Linked DNA regions of Mus musculus: regions 2, 3, 4, 5 and 6 are each linked to region 1. A link is a loop called in an ENCODE intact Hi-C map of the cell type or tissue named here. Cell type or tissue: left cerebral cortex. All regions are shown on one strand.

Region 1 (5,000 bases):
GACAGCCCGGGTTCCAGGAACTCCAACTAGCGTTTACAACTCCGCAATGGGACAGAAGCCAAGTTAGAAGTGGAAGCAAAGGCTAAGCTTGCCTTCAACAAGCTTACAGTCCCGCGGTGAACAAAAAAGGAAAGAGCTGAGAAAAAAGCAAGCAAACAAAACAAAACAAAAACAAGCAAACCATAAAACCATCCACACTGCTAAGAGTGGCTGCTGACCCTAATCTCAGGGTCCGGGCGAAGTGGGAACCAGACCTGAGTTACCAGACGCGCTGATCGACCCAGCTCCGAAAGGAGACAGCGCCTTAGGAATCGATCACGCCGTGGGATTATATTTAGTTTCGGGAATCTATTTTAGGTTTCCAGAAGAAAGGTGGGACAATAAGAGAGAGAGAGAGAGAGAGAGAGAGAGAGAGAGAGAGAGAGAGAGAGAGAGAGAGAGAGAGAGAGAGAGAGAGAAGGTTGGATGAAGGTTGTGGGGGCGGGGCTGAATCTGAGCGGAGGTGTGTGTGTGTGTGTGTGTGTGTGTGTGTGTGTGTGTGTAGTCGGGAAGGGGGTCGGGGGTTGAGGTTGGGGGGTGCTGAGTTACTTGAGATGGTTCGGGAACTGACCAGAGGTAGGGGGATCGCAAGCCCTGCGCCAGGGGGACCTGCATAGGTGGCCAACTTGCCCACTCTAGAGAAATGGGTGCTACAACCTGGAGGAGGTAGGAGAGAAGCTCCTGAGTTTCAAACCTATGTAGAAGGCTAGAGAGGAAGTTACAGGGAGCACCCAGCTCGCAGACCAGGAGCATGGGTGTTTGCAAGAGCTGGAGGAGGCTCAAGAGCCCGCTTAGGTGACCAGGCACTTAACACTCACCGACCGACCAGGGAACCGAGAGGAGAGGCGAGGAGGCGGGGGCTCCCGACGCCTTTGGAGCGCTAGGACGGTTGAAAGGCGGGGTGGCCTGGGACGACCCGAAGCAAGTGGGGGAAACGAGGAAAGGAAGAGGGGGAAACGGAGGGTAGGGGAAAAGAAAAGTGGGGAGGGTGAAGAGAAACTGGAAACAAAAGGAAGGTGTGGGGGCTGGGTGGAGGGAGAGAAGCAAAGCGAAGGCGAGAGGACCGCGGCGCGGAGAGGAGGGAAACAGAAGGGGCGAGGGGGAGGAGAATGTGAGAAGCCAGGGAGGGGGAGGGCCTGGCTCAGAGCAAGTCGCCCATCTTGCTAGCTAAGAGGCATTAATGGGCCGCAGCTTGCAAGGCTTAGTGCTGTTTTCTTAGCTTTCCCGGAGGAGGGTGAGCAATCTGTTGGCGCAGGCCACAGTGCCAGCGCCACGCAGCGGGTGCGACCCCGCTCCTGGCTGTCAGGTCCTCTCTTGGCACCGGGCTAGGAAAATCTGAGGGGAGAAAGAGAGGCTCACACACCCTGGGACCAGGTTTCTGGGATGAACCAAAGATCAGACAGGACATTACTTAGTTCAGAACAGGTCTCTGGGACCCAGGGGGGAGAGTAGGGAGAAGATGCTCGGAAGGTTAGAAAGGACGCAGTCACCCGGGGCGCAGACCTAGGGTCCTCCCGCACCCAAAGTGATGCTACTCCTTCTGTTTTGTTCTGTTCCTCCCCAGATACTGGGAGGATTTCCACAGCTGCACGGTCACAGCTCTTACGGATTGCCAGGAAGGGGCGAAAGATATGTGGGATAAACTGAGAAAAGAATCGAAAAACCTCAACATCCAAGGCAGCTTATTCGAACTCTGCGGCAGCAGCAACGGGGCGGCGGGGTCCCTGCTCCCGGCGCTTTCCGTGCTCCTGGTGTCTCTCTCGGCAGCTTTAGCGACCTGGTTTTCCTTCTGAGCGCGGGACCGGGTCCCCCCCTCCCCCTCCGCTCACTCACCCACACTCACACCATGCTCCCGGAAATCGAGAGGAATAGCCATTCGTTCTCTGAGGACGTTGTGATTCTCTGTGATGTTGAAAACACTCATATGGGATTGTGGGAAATCCTGTTTCTCTCTTTTTCTTCTTCTTTTTTTTTTCTTCTTTTTAATTGTGTTTGATTCCTTGTGTTTTATTTGCCAAATGTTACCGATCAGTGAGCGAGCGAGCACAGCCAAAATCGGACCTCACCTTTTAGTCCGTCTTCACAGAAAAATAAGAAAACGGCAAACTCACCCCCATTTTTAAATTTTTATTTTATTTTATTTTATTTTGGCAAAAGAATCTCAGGAATGGCCCTGGGCCACCTACTATATTAATCATGTTGATAACATGAAGAATGATGGGCTCCTCCTAATGGGAAAGCGAGAGGGAAAAGGAGAAGGCCAGGGGAATGACTTCAAGAGTGGTGTCCACGTGGGAATCAGCCGGTGAATAATCATGCTCACGTCTTTCTTCCACAGTACCTTGTTTTGATCATTTCCACTGCACATTTCTCCTCCAGAAAAGCGAAAACACAAGAGTGTGGGCTTAGCATTTTTTTAAGGATAAGACAGAGAGAGAGAAAGAGGTTGGGTATAGTGGGATAGGTTGTCATAAGAGATGCTGCTATGGTCATGAGGGGCCGGTTTCACCTGCTATTGTCGATGCCCCTCGTTCAGGTCCACTGCCTTTATTTTCCTTCCTCTCTTGTTTTAGCTGTTACACATACAGTAATACCTGAATATCCAACGGTATAGATCACAAGGGGGTAATCAATGTTAAATCTAAAATAGAATTTAAAAAAAAAGATTTTGACATAAAAGAGCCTTGATTTTAAAAAAAGAGAGAGATGTAATTTAAAAAGTTTATTATAAATTAAATTCAGCAAAAATTTGCTACAAAGTATAGAGAAGTATAAAATAAAAGTTATTGTTTGAAATGGGGTGTCGTTTTGTTTCCTCCGCCGAGGTTCCAGAATTCTTGGGGGAACACACGGTGACAGGTGATAAATTCACCTGCTCACCAAACTGTCTGGATGACCCTGCTGACTTCATGGGAACCTTAATTAGGGACACTTGGCCATGTCTCCTACATTCTGCTTATACTGGGGAGGTGGGGGAGGTCGTTTTCAAATTAAGAGCAAGGCCTTTACTACATGCACTGGAGGACCGGTCTTGCACACACAGATACATTGCCGGTGGTCAGCCGGCTGCCCAGGCACCAGGTGGGCCTGAGCCCTAACCACGGTTCCTTGGGCTGGGCCCTAACAACCACACGCAGCTTCCTCTGTGGTGACTAGAGGTAGCCTGCAAAGGAACCGCCATTAAGGGCTCCTCAGAGGGGCAGAGGCGAGGATCGGGCGAATCCTTTCATAATTAATAAGACAGCACAACTGAAATGGCGAGAAGACGGGGCCTATTGATCTGCCATTCGATCTGCCCCCTTCTTTCCTATTTATAGGCTCCTCATGGCCTCACAAATAAGTAAATAGGCGCAGTCCAGACCCAGGTCCTGGGTCTGCAGTCATGGTGTAGGCTGTGGGGGACGGAGAACTACACATAAGCTCTTGGATTCATTGAAATCAAAATCTGATTTCGCTGAAGGTAGGGTTGGGAGGGAGTTTGTGGGTGTTCCCCAGGGTACACGGAGGGGTGGAAGAAGGATGAAGGCTGATTCCGGCGCTGAAACAGGCTCCCACACCCAGCAGCCCCGTCGCCCGCGGCGGGGAGGGTGTGCCGGGACTCTGAAATGCAATGTGTAAACAATCGCTAGTGTAACCGTTCATAAATCAAACCCAGTGGGTCGCAGCCCAATCTGCATTCCCCCCACGGATTGAATTCCAGCAACACATGCGTCCTTGCGCCCCGAGCTCTGAAAGCTGCATGGATTCTTAATGGCAGCATACATTACGGGCTCTGGTTCACGCACGCGCCGCGCAGGGCCACTCTAGGGAACTGTTCCACCCGCTCCCAGCCCCCAACACCTCCTCCTCCCTGGAGCTGGATTTCAGCCCAAACCAAAGGAGATCTCGCTGCTCCGGGTCGCTCATTATTTTGGAAACCCGTGGGATTTGTTCATTTCATTCAGATGGTATTTTCCAGAAGTCTAAGTATACAGCTGACCAGCCAAAGCACAATGGCCAGCATTAAAAGATGAAAACATCGAAGCTTGTCTCAAATATATCAATCTTTTCAATAGGGAGAGGGTACAAGAAGAGAGGGGAAAAAGGGTTTCATCCGATTCTGTTTTTTTGTTTTGTTTTGTTTTTCCATAATATTTTGTGAATTAGGGACGATCCAGTGCCTACATGCCCCTAGCTTTTGGAAACGAAGCCCGCACCGCCTTCTCTGCAGGCTTTGGAGGTAAAGGAGGACTGGGGCTCCCCCCAACCCCCCCCCCCACACACACCCCTCCCCGAAGAGAGATTCCCGCTAGATCCACCTCCTAGAAAACCAAGTAGGCTGTTGGGGGGTGGGGGGAGACAGAAGGGACCAGAGGGCGGGATGAGGCAGGCTGATTTGTTCACACAACAGGGTTCCTTCTCTGGAACTCCTTGCTCAGAGTGAGGTTCCAACTGCTCTCCAGGTGGAACTCCTCTGGATGCAAGGCTCCTCCAACACTATTGCCTCCCGTGCACACTTATCCTAAGGGGTTCCCTCGAAGACAGGCTTACTATTTGAAGCTACCTTACCGGATCAAAGGACCACACTCGCTCACTTGCACTAGGAGAGATCTCCAGGAATTTAAGGCGAGTCTTCGAAACTCAGGCTTTTGGATTTGGCTCCTTACCGAACCTTTCTTTTGTTTGGGATTGTTTAGATGATTGTCATGCCGGCTCCAGCTATCAGGTGCTGTTTAATCGTGAGGACATATGTTGGTTGTGATGTTACTGTTTTTAAGTGGCGTCGCAGAAGTCCCGGTTACTAGTTCTGGGTGAGGGTATAATCAGGGTGTGTGTATCCTAAGGCTGTGGTAAAGTGGGCGGGCGTCGTGGGCACCAAGTTCAGCACACCTACCTCTTCCATACCTGACCTTGGAGCATCCTGGTTGGCTCTCGAACTGGCGCCGAAGAGGGCTTCCTTCACACCATCCTAGGCAAAGTAG
Region 2 (5,000 bases), 150 kb after region 1:
CTCTATACACATTCTGTGGCATGCATACACACACACACACACACACACACACACACACACTATTATATTTTTAAGAAGAAAGAAGGAAGAGGAGGGAAGGAGGCAGGAAAGGAGTGGGGAGAAATGGCCACAGATGTTTGGGAAATTTGGGACTGACACGGCAAATATGGTGGGAAGATTACTGGCTCCTAATTCTGGATGAGTAAAGATATGGAAATCTTTGCTTATAACCCAACTTGGACTTGACACTATATAACAAATGGCCCCAGTGTGATCCCTCTGGAATGTTCCAGGAAAGTCGAATTCAACATGCATAAAAAAAGAATGCCTTGCTTGACCTGTACCAGGGCTGCCCTCAAAAGAGCGCTCAGTCACCTTCTTTACTTGGGTTGACAGCATCTTCCTTCCACTGGCCTCTCGCAGGAGTAGCCACCTGACCCCTGGGCCTGGTGACAGCTTGCTCCTTCAGGGTACTTTCTCTCCTTCACAGAGCACTGCTTCAAGAGAGATCTTTCTAAAAGCCAGATTTGATCTTAACAGCGTACCACAGAGATACCTGCTCAGCCAAGTTTACTAGAGCACCATTCATAATCAGCCTATATGACGGTCAGCAGATTAATGGATAAAGCTGTGGTACATATACACAAGGGAGTTTTATTCAACCACAAAGATGAATGAAAATGTATCATTTGCTCGGAAGGTGATGAAACTAGATTTCAAGAAGAGCCTAACCTCAGACAAACACAGTTTCTTTCATAAGCAGGTATATATATATCGAAGTTGTTCCTAAGTCTCTCCTCCCTCTGCTTGATAATATATATAGCATAAATGCCCACACTAGGACACTAGGTATCTGAAAGGACCGTTTTCATAAGCACCACAGTCACTACTCACAGATCTATTATATATATATATGCACACATACATATATATACATATATGTATATTTACACACACACATATATGCCCTCTTATAGAATATCAACAATTTCACCTACTTGGGGGATAATCCTCTAACCTGGAATGTTACTTATAGAACATTGATAAGGAGTTATTTCAGGAGTATGGAGAACTCCAGGGTAGCTATGCTCCTAGAAAAATCTCACCTTGACATGGTGGTGACTTTATAGCTGCATACATGGAATCACAGATGAAACCCTTTCAGCTAACTGTTCACAGGGTATACGTTCTAAGGTCCCCAAGACCACAAGGCTGCAAACATTTAAGGCAGAATTACATACAAATGACTAGGAGGTGCAGGAGGGAGAGACTGGAATCTCTAACCCTTTCTTCCACAGAGAATGCCAATAGTCAACAGGCTGGATCTTGAGGGTCTCCTGTAAGCAGTCAAAGCTGCTCTGATGAGGGGACAGCTGTTATGTTAGGAGTCAGAGCACTGCAAACATGATGCACCTGGATGCAAAGGCCATACGGTGACTTATTCTATATGCTAACTAACAAAATGAATGAGAAAGAAGACAGACTAAGACCTCAGTTTTCCCCGCCAGTCTATGTCTCACACACACACACACACACACACACACACACACACACACACACACAAGCACATGCACATGCTTGCATGGTCCCCCAGCATGGATAGATCTCAAACCTAAGCCCTTTGGCATAGCATGAAAACCTATGCAGTTGCCAAAGATGGATAAACGGCTCCTGTCATGCAGTCTAGACACAAACACCACGGCAATGACTGAGCTTGTGTCAGTATTGTATCTGGGTATCTAGGGCCATACAGAGTGCCACTGGCTAGTACAGCTTAGACAACAGAAATATTTTCCTCCTTTGCAGAGGACTAGAAGTCAAGAGGCCAGAGCAGAGCCAGTTGGTTTCTCAGAGACCTCTCCCATCAGCTAGCTGACTCTGCCCATGTAACACACCTAACCACCCCACCTCCATTCCATTCCATTCCATCCCACCCCACCCCACCCCACCCCCCACACACCCCAGTGCTGCTGTGTGTCTCTAGGTCTCCTGACAGATTTGTTGAAATAGTCACATTCTGGGATCCTGAGGGTCAGAGGGAATATGATTCAGCTATGGTGTTTCCCTCACGTTCAATTAAGATAATTCTGTAGTGTTTCTCCCTCCACAGGGTAAATGAGTGGGCCTAGTCCAGTCAGTTGGGACCATTAAAAAATGCAGGGAAACCCTGCCTGCCAACTCCTGAGTAGTTCCATTAACCCTTCGCTGAGTACACAGATTTCAGAAGTGCCAGCCCCACAATAACATAACTAGTTCCCTGTGGCAAACAGACACACACACACACACACACACACACACACACACACTCGTTTTCCCTGACTTTATTTTTGTTGTGATTTGGCGAGGGGGGGCGGGGGAGGCGGTAACAAGGTCTCATTTTGTTGGTCTTGAACCCACAGCAGTCCTCCTGACTCAGCCTCTGGAAGGCTGGGATTATAGCAGACATCTGCCAGAAAGCCCTTGGCTGCCAAGTTAGTCTTATCTAGTAACGAGGGAACTGGGAATGCAGCCCTCATTCCAGAAACAATATGCCCAGCACAATTCAGAGATGGTGGTTAAAGTAACGCTAAAAAGCGGACAGGAAACGCACCCAGCCACAACACAACGATGGGCGCAGGGACCAAGTCCTGCCGCTCTGCAGTCCTTGGAAGTCCTGGGCTCTGCAGGCCGCCTCCCCAATGCAGAGAAGCCCAGCGCCACGCGTCCCCGCAGCCTCCACTGGTGAGCGCGGACTCCGCTGCCATCCTGCGGCTGTCTAAGGCTCGCTGGGCCGCGCGCAAATACCCAGAGCTCCCGGCTGGAGGCCAGGGGCGCGCGCCGGGCATCTTGGGGCGCGCACACAGAGCTGCCCGCACGGACTCCGCACCGCGTGGAGGGGCGGGAAGCCGCATCTCCTCAGGGCAGGCCGGCCAATGGGCGGTCTCGCTGATGCTGTAATGCTCCAACTCTGCCTTTCATTGGCCAGCTCTTCTCTGGGCTCTAACTAGTTAGTTTTTGGTTTTGAAGGTATTTTTTTGTTTGTTTGGTTTGGTTTGTTTGTTTTCTCTCCAGAAATTCAAATAAGAGGAGACAAAATCCAAAGCAAAACCGGGAGTCCCTGAGCCCTGATCTTGGGGACATAAGGAGACACCTCTACAGAGCCTTCTTGGCCTGACAAGGCCCAGGTATCTGCCAGGCTTTAAGGTCAGCAGACATAGAGTGGTTGTTGTTCATGTTTCTTACTGCCTGATGGGTCAGAGCCAAGGGTACTGGGACAGACTGGCAAGAGGGACGCACAGATTTGCAGGGAGCTGTGAGTGCCAAACTTGGCTGATCTCTGAACCGTTTATTGCCAGAGTGTATCATAGACCCAGTGTCCCATGGATCACACTCTAGAGAATGCTCTCGGAAGGACTGGGCTCTGCAGTCCTCAGTTCTCAGTTCAGCCGTGTAGGCCTTCAGACCAGGTTTCCCAGGCACCCCTATGTCAGAGCATAACCTGACTGTGACATAACCAAGCTGCCGTTTGTTTACCCACTCCCCAAACCCTACTTAACTGCAGGTTGGCCTTTAAACCATTACCGGTGCCTCCCATCCTCCTCTTTGCACCAGGTTTCTGGCTCAGGTGGTCAGATTCCAGCCAGCCAAGCTTTCAGAACCAGAGATGACAGGTCCTGGACACAATTCTGCCCAAAGTGACCCCTGGGAGGACCAAGAGACAGAGAAATAAGCGAGTGTGCTTGGTAGAGGACTCAAGTGATGCCAACTATGGTGACATCTCTTAAAAAGGGAATGACAGTCTGTTGAGAGGATCAAAGTAAAAGAGGAGACTTGACAGCAGTGAGGACGAGGCTGGAAGTACAAAGGCCAAGGCAGTGTGGGCTTGTTAAAGTAGCCATTGCCCAGGGAGGGGTCTGGGGATGCCTCTCATCCCAGGGCATTGCTCTGGGCTCTGAAAGTCAAACTCAGTCTCTTGGGAAGGAAATGAGTGTCCTCAGCCTTGGTCAGCATACATCCTGGCTACAGCCAGTTCTTGCTCCGTGCCCCCCTATGCCCACACTCACACCCCAGATGCAGCTTCCACCACCTCCCCACCCCCACCCCAGATGTGGCTTCCACACTCTGCTTGCAACCATTCAGGGAGCATTGTTTAGGCCAGTACCATATAACCAGAAGTCAGCAAGACCTTTAGAACCAAGCAGGAAGATGCAGCTTGCACGGGAGTGGGGCAGGGGTGTCCTTGAGGCTGGGCCACACAGGGCTAGAATGGCGAGAAGAGTCTAGAGGACAAGATGAAGCAGAGACAAGATGAAAGAGAAGGAGCATTCCTTGATGCGGTCCCAGTACCTTTGGGTATTAGGAGCCCTTCATTCTGGTCCCAGCTCCCCTATTTTTACTGGGGTGACCTTGGGCCAGTCATCTCAGCTGTGGCCTAGTTTCTTTACTTATAAAACAGTAGGGGAGGGGCTAAAATGGTTAAAGGCCCCTCCTCTTCAGCCTCAGTAGCATCCTCTTTTGGGGGAGGTCCTCTTAGCTACTACAGCTGGCACCACTGTTGAGAGGCTGGGCAGATGGCTGCAGATGACACAGTCATGCTCAGGGGTGGGGTGGGAGTGCTGACACCCAGGGATGACTCAAAGATGGTGCAGCACGAAGCCCTCTCCCTCTTCATCTTTGCATATACTGCTCGCTGAGACCCCAGGACCCAGTGACTAATGTGACTGTCTCCTTGAACGGCATCGGATGGTCCAGCAGCAGCCTCTGCAGGCTCCACCTCTCTCTCTCTCTCTCTCTCTCTCTCTCTCTCTCTCTCTCTCTCTCTCTCTCTGCTGGCAGCAGGCAGCAGAATTTAGAAGGAAAAAAAAAAAAAAACCAAACTCCTGCTTTCAGGAAGGTGAAGTCAGACTCCTGAGCCAGGACAGGAGGCCAGCGACAGAGAGGTAATTTTCCCAGAAGCAGGGAAAGGGGGTTGTGCCAAGGAAGCCCTGCTGTTCCTCCACCCCACAGACTCCAAGGAGAAG
Region 3 (5,000 bases), 220 kb after region 1:
GTTGTTTTGTACAAACTATGTTTAGAATGAGCGGGATAAGCAATCTGGGAAGAGCTGCAGTACAGGAAGAAGGTGACGAAATAGAGGATGGGAAGGAAAACGAGGAGGAAATAAAGGCAGAGCCTTGGGGAGAGTGACTTGCATGTCAAATTGGATCCACGGGAAGGAGACACCAACACATGTCCAAGGAGCCCACTGCGCACGAGCATTCTTGTAACAAATGCTAGGACATGATTTAGGAAGCAGCAAACCTAGTGAGATATTTTTCCCCCTGAGGAAACTTGGGGGATAATACTGGCTGCAGGTATGCATTAGTCCTGAAAGACTTGGGACTGTGTTTCCCAAAGCCAATATATACAGACTCTTTCTGTCTGGAGCAGAATAAACAGAGGCTATCGTAGTCGAGTTTACCTAGAATAGAGCCCAGGAGCCTGATGAACTTGGGGACTCTTGACACCTAGAGAGAAGTCGTCTGGAGCAAGCAGACAAGGAAGCTGTGGTAGAGACCCTGGATGCTAGTGGATAGTCACAAATGCTCCTGAGCTAAGCCTTGATGCTAGAGATGTTCCTAGCTGTTTGGAATGAATCAGGAGGAGACACAGACACGAGGAGAATGTGCAGAAGGCTGAGGGGAGGTGGTGCACAACAGCTCCGACTAGTGCATCAGTGCTGACTATTCCATCACACACGGAGCCCACATCCCCCAAGGCAGCATGGAGCAACTCCGCTCACTTGGAAGGCAGCCCAGGGCAAGTGGAAGAGGGAAGTTGGAAGAGAGTCTGTGAACCCTGGTCATGGCAGAGAGGAGTGAATGAACCAAGTATCGTGGGATGAGGATGTTCTCAGAGGATGGAGCAAGTGCTTGCATATCCAGGGGGTTGGATCTGTTTTTCACTTTGGACTACAGGCTCTAGGTGCTTTTAAACCTTGTGTTAAATTTGGCTTTGGTATCTGATCTTGGTAAGGTTTATTTTTCTAAGCCTTAATCATTGCTCTTGCCAACTGGCATGAATGAGAATATCTATTTATAGAGATACTGAGACCATCAAATCAAATGAGGGAAGGCACACATTTAACAGAGGGTTGGGACTAGGAATTTGAGGAGAGGGACAGAGGGTGTCCAGCCATCCGTCATGGGAAAATGCTGTTTGAACAGGCAGCAGGAAGGATTCTTGTTTGATACATGACACATCTTGAAGAGATTTCAAGGGAATTATGCAGTGTAGAAAACCCACTGGGAGAGTCACATGGGGTACGATGACATGCACATAAGACAACAGTTACAGAGATAGAAAGTAGTAGTGGGTACAGACTCGGTACAATGAGAGAAGGAGGGTGGGAGTAACCATCTGATGGAACGCCTTGGTGCCCAACATGTATGCTGTGGAGAATCAGGGCCAGGAGCCATTGGTTGTTAAATACTTTGAACTTAACTTCTCATCTTATACGCTTTCGTTTTGCATCTAGGACATGAAAACAACAATGTACCAATTGTTCATGGAAGTTTTCTTTTGGGATCCCTGAAGCTTTGACTTTTTTCTTCTAAATGTAGGGTCTGTGATAAGTATTTTGGATCTAACTGTTGGAAAGGAATCTGACTAGCTTCGTGACTTGTAACCAGCTCTTCTTGCTGTTACCATATGGTGTTTCCTTTAATAAAAACATTTTGCAGAAATAATGATAAAAAAATTACTTTAAACTTGTATAAAAGTTTGAGGTTTCTGCTGATAAAAGCACCCCTTTAATCATGTAGATAGCTGTGTATCTGGAAAACTGGAAAACAACCTCTGCTCTCTTGGCTACTTTGACACAATCAGCATTCACTCGTGTGTCTGCCATTCATCTTTGGTAGTGTTTTGACTCTCGTTCACTGACCTCACTATAGACTGCAATATGTAAGCTCAGAGCTCCTGCACTGCTCAGGATCCCACTTTGATGGCTTTCAGTAGCATGAAACCCCAGTTCTACAACAGCCTTGGCACGCCGAGCCATTTCTCATCAGTTCAAACAATACAGAATCAAAACTGACCCAGCTTAAACCCAGATAAACAAAACAAACAAACAAACAAACAAACAACACAAAACAAACAGCCTGGAGGTGTACAGACCAAAGATGTTCATGTTGTGATGGGGGATCTAGGTGCTTTCCTCTTTCCCTTCAGTAGTTCTGATCATGCACGTATGGTCCCCATTGTGTGACAGAAGGCCACAGAGCCACAAATCAGCACTGCACAGATAAGAGATGGGGCTGCACGGAAAAGGTCACAGGGGCCAGACAGGTCAAAAGCCTCTAGGGCTGGGGCTCCCAACCTTACTAATGCTGTGACTTCTGATATGGGTAATGGTGGGGGAACCGCATGTTTCTCCAACCATAAAATTACTGTTGTTGCCATGTCATATCTGTAATTTTGCTACTGTAAAGAATAATAAGATAAATTTCTGACATGAAGGATGATCTTAGGTGATCCCTGTGAAAGGATTATTTGACCCCAAATGGGCCACGACCTACAAGTTGAGAGCCACTGCCCTAGGAATCTTACAGAAAGTTCTGCTCATTCTCCTTAGCCAAAACTGAGTCTCCAGACTACATCTAGGATGAAGGAAAGGAAGAGATGGATGAAGTTAAGTCAGTCAACTGATAATATCCTGATTTAACCTACTCCAAAAGGGAAACAGGTGGGCTCCCTTGCATCCCTGTGTAATGTGACGTTTGAAGATACTTTCTCATTTGTTCCCTATTGCCCTTTAGGAATGCTTGGCATGATGTTCTGAGTTTATATGAGGTCTTGGCTGCGTTGGTTTGCCTCTGTGGGAAGCAATCATGTGGACTCCCTTTATGCCCCCTCAACTATGTTGCTGATGCCTGGATAGGATGATGTTTCATTTCATTCCTTTCCTGGCAGATGAGTGTGTGGCGACAGAGTATGTTTAAGTCACTGTCTTCACCTATCGTCCTCGAAGTCAGTACCGAGGACAGGCAGGCAGGTGGAGACTCCCTTGTGAATGGGGTGGAGGGACAGCTAAGAGACGTGGGCTGTGGGGTACAGTTTCTCAAGCAGCTAACACACACTAGCTTGCTAGTATTCAGCTTCTTAGATAACTCGTCCTTCTGGATTAAAAAAAGAAGTGTTCTAGCACCTAGGATGGTTTTACATTTAAAAGAGCGCTGAATTCTGCTGGTCTATTTAAAGATCTGTAGCCACTTCTATGGTAAACAGTGAGGGGACAGGCAACAGAAAAAGATCCCTCAAGGTTAAAAGGAACACTTGTATCTCCAGCTTTTATTTTAAAGTTAATATTATTAGTTGAGATTGTCACTCATGACTCTACACACGAAACAGTGCAGATGACCCCGGAGAAGGACTGAACCCTCTCACAGGCATTAGAGCCTGCTGGGTGATTCTTTCCAGAGGCAACAGGTTGAGAAGAGGAGGAAGAGAAGCAGTGGGAGGAGGGTGAGGGCTAGGACAGCTTTGCTGAGATGAGAATGCCTCCCTCCCGGGAGTTCCTGAAGATCTCCACCTCTTGGGATTCCTGCTTTGTGCCATCTCTCCCACATTGCACTAGGGCTGCTGTGTGGACAGCACAACAGGGCAGAAAAGACCCTCAAGCTGGGTGGCTTCTGCATTGTGCTCTCTCTTTGGTGGCTCCTTTAGGAAGCCAGTGGCTACCTGCTCTGTGAGAGCTCATGGTGACGAGCTAAGCTTTTCCTGCACTGTGAGTGTGAGAAATTGGAACTGGCTTCTCTGGCCCCAGGTGAGCTGTCAGGTACCTTTCTGCCCATGCTGACAGATTAACTGGCTTTCTAAGACCAGAGGCAGAACTAGCTCACCCAGATGAAATATATACCAGTTCTTGGCTATGAAGGCTTGAAGGATCAGGGTGTGCTGGGCATTTCCCAACAACACCTTCCCATAGTGACAGGTAACTAGCCACATTCCCTTTTCCCAGTGGTTCAAGATGGCTTTCAAGTCTTCCTGAGAATAGTTTCCTACCAAAAGATTCTCAACAGCTATCAGGACATCGACAGTGCAGGTACAAATGGTACTACTGTATAGCCTGGGGTAGAGGATGCTGCTTCTGTATTTGAAACTTACCACTACTACTGATTATAGTTACTGATAGTGAAAAGATTTGGAGTTATACAACAGCATTTCCAGATTTTACACTGTTAAACTAGGTTGAACACACTTAATCCAAAAACCAAATTCTAAAATGCTATAAAATCTGAAACATTTGATAGTGACATAATGCCATAAATCTGATGATTCAATGTAAAGACTTTGTTTCATACACATAATGACTAAGAACACAGGAATCAGGAAAGATGGACCAGTTGGTAAAGCAGATGCCAGGAGAGCTTGCAGGCCTGAATCTGGATTTCTAGCACCTGCCTAGAAAACAAGTGTGGGAGCGATACTTGCTTGTAATTTCAGTCCTGGGGAAGCTAAGGCACGAGGAGTTTGGAGACTCCTTAGCCAACCAGTTTAATCAAATTGATGAGTCCCAAATTCAGTTAAGAGACCCTGCCTCAAAAAGTAACGTGGAGAGTTACTGATGAAGATATCCACCATTGAACTCTGGCTTCCATACACACGCACATACACACCTCTACACAACAGACACAAATGCACACACAATACTGTATGCTGAATGTGGTAGTACATCTTGGTAAAACCAGTACTAGGATGTCTGAGGAAGAATGATCTGGAGTTAAAGCCAGTGGGAGGCAAAGATGTTCTTTCTCAAAAATACAAACAAAATACATAAAATATTCTTCAGGCTATATGGGTAAGATGTAGAACTACTATGACTTCAGTCATACCCATCCTCCAAATATCCATTAGCAAATGGTCCTAACTTTAAAAATATCCTAGATATGAAATATTTCCCATATCAAGCACTTGAAATAAGGGCCTTTCAACCTGTAGTATCAATGAATAACTGCTCCTGGGAGAACAGGGCTAGGAGTGTACATGTGCTACCAGTCACAGCCTGAT
Region 4 (5,000 bases), 440 kb after region 1:
CCACTGTATGTGCTAGGCGCACTGCTTCACTCATGGCAAACCAGCTGGTAAATAATAAACAACTGAAATAACACTTGGACAAACAAGCAAATGGACAGAGACTGGCTGTCAGTCCTGGTCATTACATTCCCAATTAAATGGACAGAAGGACAGATGAACTGCTATCGGTGACTACCGAGCTGGAACATTGGTTCCAGAATGGAGTGCAGTAGAAGAGAATGCCAGTTCCTGAGGAAGAGCTTTCCAGTCTTCATACGAGGCTGGCTACAGGGGAGCATTGGGTGGGCTAACCAGCGGAAGACAGAGGTTCTGGGCTTCCCTATCATCCATCTGCAGGCAGGCTGACACTCTTTTTTGGTGCTCAAATCAGTGGTACTATCAATGACACAATATTTCTCTGAGCTCTCACAGAGCAGCAAGACTCTTCTTGGGCTGATTTTTGTCTTTGAGTCTACTGTGCTGGAAGTTACTATGGCCCACACCACAAACAAATGTTCTAGTTTACATATGTGGTTAGGTCATGCTAAAATGCAGATAAGAAGACAACCCAATAGAGTCTGGGGTGGGAGGTAGGGGGTATAAAAATTGTTCTCCCAAATTCTATTAGAAAAATGAAGCAACACCATAAGTAGACCATGTAATTTCCCATGTCTTCTGAATGGGGCAAGCCACCTGCCACCCAGCAGCACATCTGAGGCCCAGGAGATACAAAGCAACACAGCACATCCCAGGCCCCGGAGGTACAACAAAGCAACAGGCTCTGCTTGGGCTGCTCTGTGTCACAGCCTCCTAGGCATTATTACAGTGCAGTGTTTCATAAGCAACATGGATAACAAAGAATCATCTAAAGAAAGAACAGAGCATGTGGTTTAAAAAGCAATGTACAGCCACAGCTATAAGTGACAAGCATAACTTGACCTTGTTATGCTACAAAAATGTATTTGAAGATAAGTTCATACAAATATTTTTCTTCCTTTCTGCACAAAATTTTCTTGGTTTGTGTTACTCTTATTACCAAAGTTGGGAGGTGGGGAATCTTATTTCTTCCAAATAACCAAGCATATTGACATCACAGGCTTCTTTTGCTTGGCAGATTACTGAACAAACAAATATTTATTCTGAGTCACTCAGCTGTGATACATGGGGGGATTCACGACATGCTGTGTCTGGTGCCTGTTAAGCTCTTACAAGATAATTGGACTTTGGACCACCTAGAACACTGTGTTCAATGGAGAGCCAAATTTAAAAAATTCAAAAACATGGAATGAGCAGAATTTAATCAGTCACACCTCCATCAAATTGAGGCAGAAATAAATAAATGGGCAATAGAAAGGTGCAATAAAGCCAGGATTAATCAAACCGTGATTAATTCCGGATCAGATTAAAAACCAATAGTGCCAGCTGCATCAGTCTCGTCTGTGGCGTTCACCTCCCCTATTCCTTTCTAACACCACGCTTCCCCATCGTCTCAACCCACTCTGCTCTCACCCCTAGGGCACGTTCCCTGGATGGATAAACCTGCAGGAGAGTTAATTGTCACATACATGGATTTAATCACATTGTCCATCACATTTGGGGCCCTGCCTTCAGTGATCCGTGACTAATTGTTGTGGTAATTTTTCAATCATTAACAGCAGCACATATGCTGCAGACAAATCCCAAGGTGCCTAGTAAGCCCCAGTGACAAGCAGACCAGAGGCTCCAGAAGGATTGCCACACGCCAGCCCAGCCCCCAACCCCAATCCTATTAGTCATGCCTGCTTGTTAATATACACTTATCCCAAGGATATGTCAGGCTGCAGAGAGCTCCGAGGGCTCCAGCCTGCCTTATGACTTGCCCTGTTTTCAATCTAGATTCTGAAAAAGGAAGAGGAAAGGAAAGGAAATTAAAACTCCATGTGGGACAAGTAGCTGAGGCCCTATTCTGAATTCCACTTGCTTTTCACTCACTTTCACACAGGCTCCTGAGCTGTGGCAAGTGCCCTTTCTTTGAGTTTCAGCAGTATTAGCAATCTCCATGGCAACCACCAGTGTGCATCTGCTACACCAAACTGCAGCATCTCTGGCTCAATTCTCAAGTTGCCCTGGTGTCAGACGGGGCATGCCATGTGCACTGGTGGGACAAGACCCTGCCTTGGGGAATCTTTCAGCTGATTGAAGCCTGGCTCTAATCACCACATAATATGAGCGAACAAGATCACAGGGAATATAATCCGCCTGCACTAGGCAATAGGGGTCCAGAAATGCTATTTATTTTTTCATTTTCTTTTTCTTACGGGTCTTTGTTGGCTAAAAGCAAAGAGGCACTAGCTATCTAATAAAAAGGTTTAAATTTCAAGTAGGTGCCACAATGTTTCAAGTCACTGATTTGTTTAAACCCTATGTCTCAAACACCTTTCATTAAGGAAACTATTCAAGAGGAAATGCAAATTCCTGGGGTTTTCATTTGGGTCTTCTTAAGAAAATGGATGTTTTGCGCATTAGCCAGACTATGGAAAGGAAAGAGAAGGATTCACTGAGTTTCATTGAAATCTCACTCATTAGTATATGCGTTTTTATTCCTCCTGCAGAGTTTCAGGAAATTCCCTGTTTTACTCCGTTTTCCCAAGACTGAAATAAGACCTATTTTACTCTAAGGCACCTAGCTCCAGATCACAGAACAAGATCTTCGAAAAACTTAATTAATATGAACAATTCCTGCTTAGCTGCTCAAAAGAGAGATGGTTGCTATAGGCTCTGTTATCGTGAAAAGAGGGACCGAGCGCCCTCTGCTGCTGTGTCTAGGTAAGGCTCTCCAGTTTGGAAACCTCCCGCTGAGGTTCACTTCTGTTACAATGCACTCTTAGAAAACTCTAACTTAAAAGGCACTTACTGATCAGCAAGAGGAACAAGAGAGATCCAGATAACAACAATGAGGCTGCTGTAAATAGAACAGTCTTCTACACAGCCACTCACCAGTACCTTGGCTATTATTAGAAACAGCTCGAGAAAGAGCTTGGGAAAATTCAGAGTGCTGATTGCGTATCATAAGCACAAATTAAAGAATTAAAAAAGAAAAAATGAATCTGCCTTTGCACTCACAGTCTCTCATGTCTACACGAGCTCACTGATTAGTACATGTTTTAGAACACTCAGGTCAAAAGAAAAAACTTGTTATTTTAGATTTAAAGTCATAACCGTAGTTTTAGACTTTACTTTCAAATTTAGTTTGAACAAACACAAATTTGTATTTACACAGCGCTGTACAAAATAAACAGTACAGAAACATTTCACTTCTGAATCTCTAAGAACCTAATTATCATAAAAATAAAATTTCAGAGAAAAATACACTAAATATTACTTCTAATCCTCTTAAACAAATGAAGGCAATCTACATTTACAACTTAAAATACTAGCTCAGCTCTGAGTTCAAATTCACTCTAAAGAAAATGATTCAGAAATTGTGCTTCTGAAATTAATTCCTTCCATAATGCCTAAAAAAAATGACCACAATACAATAGATAATAGTCTAACTAAAGTTTAATGCACGGTGGATTCAAATTCCATGTCACAAACTACTCTGAGAGCTACAGATAACATTCTTAATATTTACAACTCAAGGTTAATGTCAATATCTCCCATGAATAAAATTAGAAATTAATTAAGAATTAATAGACAGGCCAGGAGTGCTAGCATGGCCTTCAGTCCAATTCTCTGATGGTAAACTTCAGTCTAACCTGAGTTTGAGGCCAACCTGATCTACAGAGTTTCAGGCCAGCGAGATCCTGTCTCAAAACGAAACAAAACAAAACAAAACAACAAAGAATAGGGGTTTGAGAGATGAGTCTGTGTTAAAGGACACTGCCAGCTCCTAAAAGGACCCAGCTTCAATTCCCAGCACCCACATGGTATCTAACATGACCAAACTCCTGTTCCAGGGGATTGGGTCCCCTCTTCTGATTTCAACAAGCACTGGGCACAGATGCTGGACACTTACATATACGTAGCCAAAACACCATACGCAGAAAATTAAAACAAAAGTAGAAATCAAAGAATGAATTAAAATTGAATCAAGGAAAGATGAGACTAAAGAGATAAATATCTAGTATAATACCATATAGTTGACAAGTGACAAAAGAATCCGATCTATATCTGACTCAGTTACTGACTTAGTTACTGAGCTCTGCAGTACAACACTGAATAGAATCATATCCTGTGAACAGACTCAGAGAGGTAGAATACAGAATCCAGTTCCCTTTGGGGGGGGGTATTATAAAACCTCTGGTTACCGGAACCATACCCTATTTAGAAGCACATACATTATCCCATCCCCTCTGGCTTGCTTCATGAAGTATCATCAGTTTATCCTCAAAGTGAGCCAGCATGACTGACAGAAACCTGGCTCTATGATAGGATACCAGTGTATAGAAAGAATATTCTTGATGATCAAGTTCCACAGGCTGACAAATGGTCTGTGAGTTGCAAGAATACCAATTAGCAGGTGGGTTCCTGCATGGTGTGTGTTGGAGTAGAGGGGCATGAGGGGTCTTGTCTGTGAGTAATGGTCTATGGAGAAAGCCATGGGGGATTAGCTACTAATAGCCCATCCTGGAGTCACATGAGCCAGTGCCAGTGGGAGTCCACCATGGGGGGCAGAACACCCCACCATGAGCTGCTGTGAGCTGCAGGGACCCTGGGTGGAATGGTAGTTAGTACTGCTCTGTGTGCAACAGCACCCTAGGAAGGCTAGGCATAATAAACAAAGGAGGGAAATAACAGAGGACACAGCTGAGCCTCTGGCTGGAGTCTGCCACGGAAGACCAGAAATAGTCCTAGTGATGGTGACAGTGATGGGGCCTGACATGATCTCTAGTGGACTCACTGAGCACTTTTCAAGGACCCAGAAATGGTAACTATCCAGCAAAGAGGCTGGCAAGAGATTTCCCAATGTCTCCTGTTAGTCAATGATTGGAAGTGGAGGCTCGAGGCTGCAAAATGCCAGGAAATACACCCACCGACAT
Region 5 (5,000 bases), 190 kb after region 1:
CCCACTGTCTGAAACATCCAGACATCCAGACTAGAGAACTGCCCTATGGCACTGAACTGTATACTTTCAAAATGACTAATTTCATGTTATGTGAATTTCATTTCAATAGGATAGAAATGAAGCATAGAGAGTGTGGTTTCAGAACAGTCTTTCCCACCACACTCAAGAGCTCTGTCAAGCATCCTCCTCCCCTTCACCTCTGAGCTCTTCCTATGACTCGGATCCTGAATCTCACCAAAGGCCCTGGTTACTGGGAGGTAGTGGGGCCTTTAAGATGTAAGCTGTAGCAGGGTGCTTAAGTTTACTGGGGACAGGTTCCTAGAGGGCAGATAAGGGGCACGCAGCTCCTTCTTTCTCTTTTCAAACCCAGCATAGGGTAAATAAGTCTCTCTGATCATATGCTCCCACTCTAACATGCTTCCACAGGCTCAAAACTAACGAGTCAATTGCTCATGGACTGAAGGCTCTAGACTACAGGCCCAAATAAACACTTCCTCATTTCTCAGGCATTTCTCATAGTGACAGAAAGCGAACACATCTAACTTCCTCTAAGCAGCAATATAGTTTTAAAATGACTAAGCAAGACACAGAATAAGCTTGTCTGACTTAGAGAGGACACAGGGATGACCCGGATGACCAGGACACATAGACAAGGAATGCACTGACAGAGGTCTTCCCTACTGGTGCAGTACTGGGTCTGGGCGGCAGGCGGTTGCCATGGCTTTCTGTCCAACCCATAGGGCCCAGCGTTTGGGATGAGTCGAGTCGGCTGTATAATCTGGAGCTTCATAGGCAAATCAAAGTTCACTTTCATGTACTCCACAGTTTCTACTTGTGAGAAAAATAAACAAGATTATCTATTGTTCAGTTAAGGAGGTCAAATCCCTTTGCTGACAAGGTGGAAAAGAATGAAAAAAAAAAAAAAACCAATTTCCATTGCCTTGTAATACTGGCTGATTGTACAATGTGTGGTTGCTGGCTAGAACTTGGCATTTTGCCTTTTTTTTTTTTAAAAAAAACAGAGATTTTAATAAGTACCTTACAGTGTTTTCAACCGGGACTATTCGTTTATAGACTTCGTTAGTCAGTCATTCAACAAAAAGCATCTTGCAGGCACTGAGCTTGACAGAAAGGAGCACAGAGAATCTGTCATCCAGCAGTGGGCCAGTTGGCAGTAAGAGGGCTGGCAGCCACTTGGCGGTAAAGCCAGCTGTGCCACTCTGCAGGCGACAGGGATATCTAAGGGTCTCCTCGTCAGCACATGGGAGATACCATGTGCACTGGCATGGTGCTATTCGTCTAGTTACAGAGTTGGACACTGAAGAAACCAAAAAAGAAATCTGGGTCATTCTGCCTGTAGACACTGGACACAGGCAGCCATACGTGACCATCCTTGTCTGCTCCTGAGTGATTCAGGATGGTCTGCTGTGCCAATACCACAACATCTTGTGCTTCTCCCAACCAGCCTGACATCACCCCCACCCCCTTTCAGGGTCCAACTAGGGGAAACAAAACACATGACTTGCTTTCACCTTGGTCCTGTTCCCTGCTCCACTCTGAACGTCAAGGCTTACCCAATTCCACCTCCCACCCAAGTCCGGATGCTCAGGCAGAAACTGAGAACCAGGATGGGCAATCCCATGTGAACTATGGGGAGAGGAGGCAGGCCAGCGGGACAAGCCAGCAGAGGGGGATTCTGTTTTAGTGCCTCCTCCTCCGAGACTCCTAACTTTAGACCAAAGAGAAAGCTGCGTGGGATTGAGAACAGTCAAGTCTGGATCAGTGAAAGGACTGTCAAGCTTATGCCTAAAAGGGTTTAGCAATCCCCTTCAGGGTATGCATCCAAAGGAGGTTTTAACAGGTGTTGAGAGGACCTGGACCCCATGCTTATTGGCACAGTATTCATAAAGCCAAGATATGAGATTACCACAAGCATCCGGCAGGGGGTGAATGGAAGAAGAAATCAAGAACACTTACTCAATGGAATACTACTCAGTCTTTAAAAAGGTGCGATGGTGTCATCGCAGCAGCATGGGTGGTCCCGAGGATGCTATGCTCAGTGGAGTAAGACAATTACAGAAGGGACACAGTGTGTGCTCTCTCTTATTTGTGGGGCCTAAAGAAGCTGGTCTCACAAAAAAAATAGGGGCGGGGGCTGCCAGAGGCTGGGGTGGGGATGAAAGATCAACAAAGTTATGGAAGGTGAAAGGAGCAGGCTCTAGTGATCTGTGGCAAAGCAGATGACCCTGGCTAGTGACCCTGTTTTGAATATTTTACATTATCTACAAGAGGACTTTAAATGTTCTCAAAACAAAGAGATGACGAATGTCTGAGGTGACGGATATGCCAAGCACCTTGATTACTGTATCATTACACATAGCTCAAAATATTTTACTGCATCCTGTAAATATTCATATTTGTGTCAGTCTTAATGTGAAAAAGCTGAGCAATAAATATCTTAAAACAAAATAGAAAGAGTAATAAAGTGAACCATCATCAGAACTACTTGAAGATTAACTAGTGCTCCCCCCAGCTCAAAGTATGGGGGGTATTTTCTGAAGGGGTACAGGGCTATGGAGCCGCCTGGAAAGAAGGAACAATGGGTCAGAGTCTTGGTGAGGGAGGGAAGACTTCTATTATACAACCACTGGGTTCACCGTGGCAACCAAACTAGCTCTGAACTTGAAATAAAACCCTTCCTCACATGCAGCCCAAACCTATCTCCTACAGCATCCACAATAGTCTGCTTTTCCATCTGTGACAGAGCAGCTACTCTGTGTTCTTGGATGGTATGCCTGACACCTCCCAGAATAGACGAGGCATGACCAGTGGGCACTGCAGACACTGCCTATCCATCCACACAGAGATTACTCAGTGCAGAAAGATGCTGTCCAGAAGAGTTCCACTGACAGAGTGAGAAAGCTGGATCCTTGGCTTTGTAGTCAACTAGTTCCTGCTTGTCAGAGACAAAGGTTCAGCCCGATGCCCCATGTTATCACTCTTCTGCTCAGTGGAGAAAGCAAGTTCATTCAATGTATCCAGAAGCTCGTGGAAGCCAGACAAGAAGCACGGGCGGCAAGACGAGGGAGGGAGGGAGACAGCTCGATGTTACTTCCAAGGACAGGACCGAGAGCTGCCAGGCTGTGGGAGAATGGAGAAGCACCTGACTTTGTAGTTGAGAGAAAGCTGGTTCCAATTCCCGTTCTCTTTGCTGTGAGATCTAGGGCCCCTGCATGACCTCTTGTGCCTTGGAGTTCTTGCCTATGAAGCAAGACCTCCATTTCCTTCTTCTATCTCTGAGGACTAGATGGACACACTATACAGCAATTATTTCAGAGCCTGCCCATCAAGAGTGGATTATCTACTCAGTGGTGGGGACACATTCCAAGACCACAGTGACTGCCCAGTACCAGCAATAGCAACAAACACTATAGATACATTTTTCTAAAGTATGACTGGGGTACCTGTGATGAAATTTGATTTAAATTTAAAGTTTAAGTACATGAGAGGCGAACCCCCCCCCAACCCTCACCCCTCACCATCTGAGGCAGATGGAAGAGCTTGTCCCAGTGAGCTGTCCCGGATGGGGTGTGGGTTAATTGCTGGAGGGTATCAGTGAGGGAGAGCTGACCCTATCACTTCTCTGCTATGAAGTGGTCTTGGATGGGGGAAGATGCCTTCCACCCCCTCACTACTGAAGGCAGACAGGAGAACTGACCCTAGGAGAGAGTGTAGGAGAGCTGGTTCTACAACTCACCTGTCAAGAGGTGGCATGGGTCCCTCCCCCTTCCTATGAGCAATACTGAGAGCTGGCCCAGAGGAGAACTAGCTCTGCCCCCTCACTGGCTGTAGTGCTCTGGAGAGCTGGCCCTGATGGTGAAGTCAAGGGTGAGCCAGCTCAGGGGGTGTGAGAGTAGGAGAGTTGGCCCAGCCCCTTGCAGGCTACAGCACTTGGAAAAGTGCTCCCCACAGCCCCTCCTGCTATGACTGGGCAGCACAGTGGAGTTGTCTCTGGAGGCATGAGTGCTGGTGAGCTGGCCGGAGACCATGAGAGCAGAAGAAATGACCCTGCCTCCTGCCAATGGTGGCATTGGGTGGCCTGGCCAGAACAGTGCTAGAGAACTCACCCCGGTGGCTCACTGACTGGCACAGCTGCCACCAGGCCCATATCCAGAGCTCTGAATTGGCCCACCCCAAAATCTATATCACTTGCAAATGGTTGAGATACGTGAATGGGCCATTCCTGCTTTTCTAAAGCTGCAGGATCTCCATGACGAAGGGCAACAACAGGAGAACTGGGAGGAGTCCCAAGGAGGAGCCAATAGTGATGGTGTCACAGAAACAGAGATCTCGAACCAGACCAAATGATTCATTGTGATGAACATCAGCAAGTGAAGGTGTGTGGACAGAGGGATATATTGTGAGACACACTGTGGCATACTACTACAACTTGCATGATGAGATGTTTTTCGATGTTTTTTGTTTGTTTGTGTTTTTTATTGGGGGCAGGGGAATTCAAGAGCAAAGGGTAGATATTAAGGGAGGGTAGATATTAAGGGATAGGGAGATGTGTAGGGCTGGGGTGCATAATATGATCAAAGAATCAATTAAAATATTTTTTAATAAAAGGATAAAAATAGTAAAATGGAACAATTGCAGTTGCAACTATGTAACAAAAAATTTCCACTGTTGGTGCTCTTGAGCTTTGGGCCTTTATTAAATTAAAGTCTATTTGACTCAAGAACTTATATCACACAGCTGATCTGATATGTGAGAGAACAGCTAGATGATGGATGGGTGGGCAGTGTACATAGCATAGAGATGCTGAACAGACCATGGGCGACATAGCACAAAACTTTATACTACTCCTGGAATTTTAACATTTTGGATTATAGTCGACATCATATAACTAAAACTGCTGGAAGTTAAGCTAACAGGAGTGGGTCCTACTCCTCCGTTGCACACACAATCCTAGCCAGTCAATGTTTAACCTCTTTAAT
Region 6 (5,000 bases), 360 kb after region 1:
CAAGTGCCATCAGTGAACGATAAATAAGGAGAATGCAGAGCGCACGTGCACACACACAAAACTTCTCAACAGTGTTGAATAAAAATTTGTGGTAATTATTACAGTAAAAACAGCATAGTTTATGCCTTAAACTCATATATTTGTACTTCAGCTAAAAATTTCTAAATAAAAACAATACAAAAATAGATTTAGAGAAGGCTTTTTATCCATGCACAAAGAAACAGTCACCTCAGACAATTCTTTTTTTGAACAGTCATTGCTTCAGGTCTCTGGAACTAGGTTGTGGTATGACAGAATATAGGATGAAGAATATTACAGTAATAAAAATAAGGCATTTTTCTTCCCTGGGCTGCTCCTGTCATTTAGTTTCTGCATATCCTAATTCATATTCTGAGCAGAAAAGGAGCTGAGAAGCGGTGTTTTATTAACCCATCGCAGCTCCCCACTCTCAGCACAGAGCTAAGTTTCTAATTATGCATCTCACAGAGAAGCATCCCTGACGGCTCTGCATGCACAGGATGCATAATGTAGCTTTTGTTTTCAGAGATTTATGTCAAAGACCTCTTCATTAAATGCTGTGGGAGGGCAGATGCAAGTCTAGGTTAAAACAAAACCCAACATGCTGATAAAATAGTCATCTAGGAACTACACCAGTGAGAGCTCCTAAAGTGGTCCTTCTCCAAAGGCTGCGAGACACACACAGACACATGCACACACACACACACACACACACACAGACACACACAGACACACACATGCACACACACACACACACACACACACACAGACACACACAGACACACACATGCACGCACACACACACACACACACACACAGACACACACAGACACACACATGCACACACACACACACACACACACACAGACACACACAGACACACACATGCACACACACACACACACACACACACACACACACACACACAGGAAGACTGTTGGAACTGGTCGGTGTGGTTTATGAGGAAGCTCAACCAAGACTCTGTTGGTTACTCATTCAGTTTGAAGGTGGGTCCAGGGAAATGCAGCTGCTGTAAAGTGATGAGGTGCCTGTCAAGACTTTGCTGAATTCTGCAGCATCTGTCTTGCAGCTTAGATGAGTCTGCAGCAAGAGGATGAGGGAGAGTGGAATTCTGGTCAAAGAATGGCATCTAGAGCCAAGGGCAGGCCTGCCTCCAAGCTGCAGTGACATCTGGTGAGGAGGAAGTTGGCCTGACATGCTAGGGAAGATCAGAACAGAAACATCTAAAATTTTGCAGGATCTCTCCCTCCCTCCCTCTCTCAACTGTAATACAGGCCCCTCAAAGAAACAGCCACTTGCTTGATTCCAGGCTGATACTGCCAGCAGGACTGCAGACCAGAGGAGCAGAATTCCACCATGGCTGTGCCTGTGGCACTGGACCTGCTATGTTCCTGGTTTTGGACTCAGTTTCCTCTTCTGTAAAATGGGGCTATTAATACTTCAGTATCTAGGCAACAGGCTTTTTATGTAACATCCTTACAACAGAGCTTGAAAGTAGGTCATGAAGATCTGCTAAACAATAACTCTAGCAGGCAGGTGACTCATACCTTTTTTTTTGCAGGCACTAGAAAGGCACAGAGGCAGATGGAGTTCTCTAGGTTCTAGGCCAGCTTGGTTTACATAGCAAGTTCCAGGACAGTGAGGGTTACAGAGTGAGTATCTGTTTCAAGAACAATAGCAAACAATTCTATTTGTAAGTAGAGAGGAAATGATATTGTTTTTGTTACTAGACAATGAGTTTATTAATAATTTGAACACATCCATGCATCTCTGGAAGATATTTATGATGCCATGTAAATGAAATTATCTAGAAGTGGCATTACATTCATTAATTTTATAGCTAAAGAAACTGAGGCACAGTTAAGTATGAATGATTCTTCTCCAAATCTTGCAAAAACTGCTCAACTGGCTGTGAGCAGAACAGATACTCAGTGAACACTGGTGGCCTGAGACCTATCTGTGCATGTAACAGACAGAAACATCTATTACGTTCTAATTTCTTAATTTTACAGAGGGTAAGCAAGAACGGGGCTATGCTTGGTACCTGGAACCATTCTGTGTGCACAGTACTCTTTAAGCAAAGGAACAGTCATCCACTGGTGATATATTTGTGATATACAATGGTGATATACAGTGAGTGGCTGTAATGATGACCAAATGAGGGTTGAAATCAAAGACATGGAAGCACAGTTACTTCTTAATGCCCCTCATGTGTTGACCAAACAATCACAGGCAGTTCCCCAAATGGCTCTCAGTGAGTGCTGCCTGAATGTACTCTGTTGTCAAAGACAAGTAAGCATGGTCCATCACAGTGTCCGCAATGCTGAACTCAGTTATTCTAGAGTGCAATGATTCTAGAAAGTTCATTAGTCTTTGTCTCTGACTTTCAACTAATGTAAAAACAACAACAAAAACAACCCCCCCAAACAAAACAAAACAACAAAAAATCAAAACTATCACAATTGTTTTTTCTTTTTAAACACTGAAAGGCCATTTTGTTTATCTGGTGAAATATGATCAAAAGTTACCCAGTTGTTGAGGGGCACACACAGAAACTTAGTTGTCCAATGGCAAAGGCTCTGCCATGAATTGTCAGACAGGACTGAATGAAATTGCTGGTTAGTGACTGCTCCCAGATGCCTCCAGAGCTATTTGTCAGGTTCTACCTGATGGTTGTATAACTCTGGACAAATTTCTACATTCTCTAAATATCAATTTTGCCATGTGTAAAACGTGCACTCAGTGCTTATTCTATGGCACAGTGGTAAAAACCATTCGTAAGCACCTGGCAAGCACTTGGCAGCTGCTGTGGGTGCTTGCATGCTTTATAAAGGTTAGTGGTTACTCACAGGAAGGGAGCTGGCATCTGGTTCTGAGGCTGAGCTAAATGCCTGAGTGGGGTGTCTCACTCAGGATCACTTTCAGACCCACAGGAGAAACAGCCTCCTGCACAGGCCCTGCTGTGCACAGGCGGAAGGCGCACACTTGGCCCCGACAGCAGTTTCAGCAAAGCAGCTGTTGGCTGTGCAGGAACCCAGAGCTCAAAGCAAAGAATAAGCACAGCACACACCTTGCACACACCTGGCTACAAGACTGCCTGTGTGTGATGCTCAGAGAGACGGTGCCCCAGGGGACCATGTTCAGCAACACACTGGTGGCTTTTCAGCAGCACCACTTGCAGGCAACACATATGGCTGACTTGGGTTTTTAATTCCAAGTAAAAGAGAACCCAGTTAAAGACTCTGAGTCAATCTTATTGGCACCATAACCTCCTTTCCTTTTTCTGCGTGTGTACTCTATTTTTCATTTTCAAGATGTATGTATGTATGTATGTATGTATGTATGTATGTATGTATTTAGTATATGTATTGTGTGTACGTGTACGTGTGCGTGTGCGTGTGCGTGTGTGTGTGTGTGTGTGTGTGTGTGTGTGCAGTGTGTACATGGAGGCCAGATGAGGGCATTAGAGGAAGTAAAGTATACAGGAAGTTGTGTGTGTGTGTGTGTGTGTGTGTGTGCAGTGTGTACATGGAGGCCAGATGAGGGCATTAGAGGAAGTAAAGTATACAGGAAGTTGTGAGCTACCCAATTTGGGAGCCAGGAACTGATATCTGATTCTATGGAAGAGCAGCAAGCACTCTACCTCTGAGCCACCTCTCCAGCCCCTAGGTTTCATTCTAGTGAAATGAAAATATGGCCCCTGAATTCCTAGTCAAACTGCACTAATCAGATCCTCTGAGAGTGTACTGATTTCCCCTTTAGCTGCAGGGGGCACTCTCTAAGGACGAGTCATTCTGAACCTTAGATGGACACAGCTTCTAGGGAACCAGACAGCAAGGAGCAGATGCTGTGTCCCACCTGTGTGACGTTACTTGCTCTCATCACCCTGCACACTGTCAAAGCTACAACATTCCTACATAATCCCTTTCAGTTTTCTGTGAACTCTGCCATGCTGATATGAATCCCAAATCCTTAATTCTACGTATGCAGAGAGACTATCCCAGAACTAATAAATAGACAGATCTCCCAAAAGTATTGCTTACTTTCATACTTAAAAAAATTTCTTTTGGCTACCCAACCTTTTCAGTAATCACACATATTGACATATTTCTGTCTGCAGCCTATAGAGAACCAAAAGCAAGTGCTGGCAGTGTGAGTGAGACCATTCCGTGGAATGGGAAGGTCAAACCTTGACTCCCTGACCATTTTTCTATCAAGAATGGTGGTCTCTTGAAGCACAATGATAATTCACATCTTGACAGACACATCAAATTCTAGACCTGTTCACAAAGTGACTTCACAGGCAAGGTCTCAGTCATTGCTGTGATATACACAGGGGCAGGTGTTAGGTCGACGTCATAGAAAACCTCTGGGATAGATGGTTGCAGGACAACATGGTAGACCAGGCTGCTGCCCACATGAGTTTCAGGGCTGAATGGAGGTACAACAGTTAGAAAAGGTGCTCTGTTTCTGTGTGATTGTCTTGTGAATGTTGAATAAATGCCCTGAAGTCTTACTTTCTTAAATAAAAATCAGAAGTACCACAATCTAGAGAATCAATCCTCCTTAAGTTCCATGCTTTTGCTATAGGCCCTAGGTCCCAGCAAAGCAAAAACAGATAAACTATCAGCAGAAAAAGTAGAGCAGCAAAGGCCAAGATCCTTGCTTGATCACAAACACGAGAATCTGTTTTTAACAAGCTATGCTGTGTTGCAGTAGATTTGTAAGCATATGTCTTGTACCATCAACCAGTGAGTGACAGTGTTGTCATGGTAATCCCTTATGTGTTTAAAAAATAATCAGAAAAACCTTCAGTGACTCAACAGGATAGAAGATGTCAGTTATACACAGGCAGGTGCAACATTTTGTATTTAATATACACTACCTTCATGGACAAAAGGAAAATTTTAGTCAGGGTGAAAAAGAATTAGGTTCTTCAACTAACCCCAGAGAGGAGGCAT

The links. A loop is a pair of places that touch in the nucleus more often than their neighbours do. Peaks named below come from ENCODE experiments on the same cell type or tissue, not always from the same donor. Only the 100,000 strongest peaks of a DNase experiment are listed, where the experiment ranks them.
Region 2: a loop joins it to region 1, with 7 times the contacts of the local background. A loop is called at or near these places in 6 of 42 quality-filtered maps.
Region 3: it touches region 1 in a loop (7-fold over the local background); 4 of 42 quality-filtered maps call a loop at or near these places.
Region 4: a loop joins it to region 1, with 6 times the contacts of the local background. A loop is called at or near these places in 11 of 42 quality-filtered maps.
Region 5: it touches region 1 in a loop (7-fold over the local background); 2 of 42 quality-filtered maps call a loop at or near these places.
Region 6: a loop joins it to region 1, with 6 times the contacts of the local background. A loop is called at or near these places in 3 of 42 quality-filtered maps.

Annotation. Positions count from the first base shown.
Region 1 is chr13:36,723,460-36,728,459 of GRCm38, reverse strand. Nrn1 (neuritin 1) reads left to right here. Exons shown (of 3, transcript NM_153529.2): 3 at 1,604-2,838. The coding sequence ends at 1,832. Gm38636 (a long non-coding RNA gene) reads right to left here. Exons shown (of 4, transcript XR_873241.3): 4 at 4,298-4,987. Gm30177 (a long non-coding RNA gene) reads right to left here and starts at 1,605. Exons shown (of 2, transcript XR_382190.4): 1 at 858-1,605. In left cerebral cortex, no CTCF peak of the experiment used is centred here; DNase peaks (open chromatin) are centred at 2,347, 3,729, 4,441, 4,994 and 4 more places; H3K4me3 peaks cover 1,681 bases; H3K27ac peaks cover 3,622 bases.
Region 2 is chr13:36,576,558-36,581,557 of GRCm38, reverse strand. No RefSeq gene overlaps it. Among named protein-coding and RNA genes, the nearest start is that of Gm46409, 34 kb to the left of the region's middle. In left cerebral cortex, a CTCF peak has its summit at 2,755; DNase peaks (open chromatin) are centred at 2,173, 2,833, 4,587 and 4,956; H3K4me3 peaks cover 710 bases; H3K27ac peaks cover 2,888 bases.
Region 3 is chr13:36,502,209-36,507,208 of GRCm38, reverse strand. The region is part of intron 6 of Fars2 (phenylalanine-tRNA synthetase 2 (mitochondrial)); the gene reads right to left. Among named protein-coding and RNA genes, the nearest start is that of Gm46409, 110 kb to the left of the region's middle. In left cerebral cortex, CTCF peaks have their summits at 646 and 2,978; DNase peaks (open chromatin) are centred at 1,851, 3,123, 3,393, 4,396 and 2 more places; H3K27ac peaks cover 3,960 bases.
Region 4 is chr13:36,280,037-36,285,036 of GRCm38, reverse strand. The region is part of intron 4 of Fars2 (phenylalanine-tRNA synthetase 2 (mitochondrial)); the gene reads right to left. Among named protein-coding and RNA genes, the nearest start is that of Gm40912, 75 kb to the right of the region's middle. In left cerebral cortex, a CTCF peak has its summit at 2,774 (motif pointing left); DNase peaks (open chromatin) are centred at 2,030 and 2,774; H3K27ac peaks cover 265 bases.
Region 5 is chr13:36,529,898-36,534,897 of GRCm38, reverse strand. The region is part of intron 6 of Fars2 (phenylalanine-tRNA synthetase 2 (mitochondrial)); the gene reads right to left. Among named protein-coding and RNA genes, the nearest start is that of Gm46409, 80 kb to the left of the region's middle. In left cerebral cortex, no CTCF peak of the experiment used is centred here; DNase peaks (open chromatin) are centred at 1,295, 1,670 and 2,796; H3K27ac peaks cover 2,660 bases.
Region 6 is chr13:36,364,464-36,369,463 of GRCm38, reverse strand. All of the region lies in intron 5 of Fars2 (phenylalanine-tRNA synthetase 2 (mitochondrial)), which reads right to left. Among named protein-coding and RNA genes, the nearest start is that of Gm40912, 160 kb to the right of the region's middle. In left cerebral cortex, no CTCF peak of the experiment used is centred here; DNase peaks (open chromatin) are centred at 492, 1,249, 1,522 and 3,002; H3K27ac peaks cover 1,756 bases.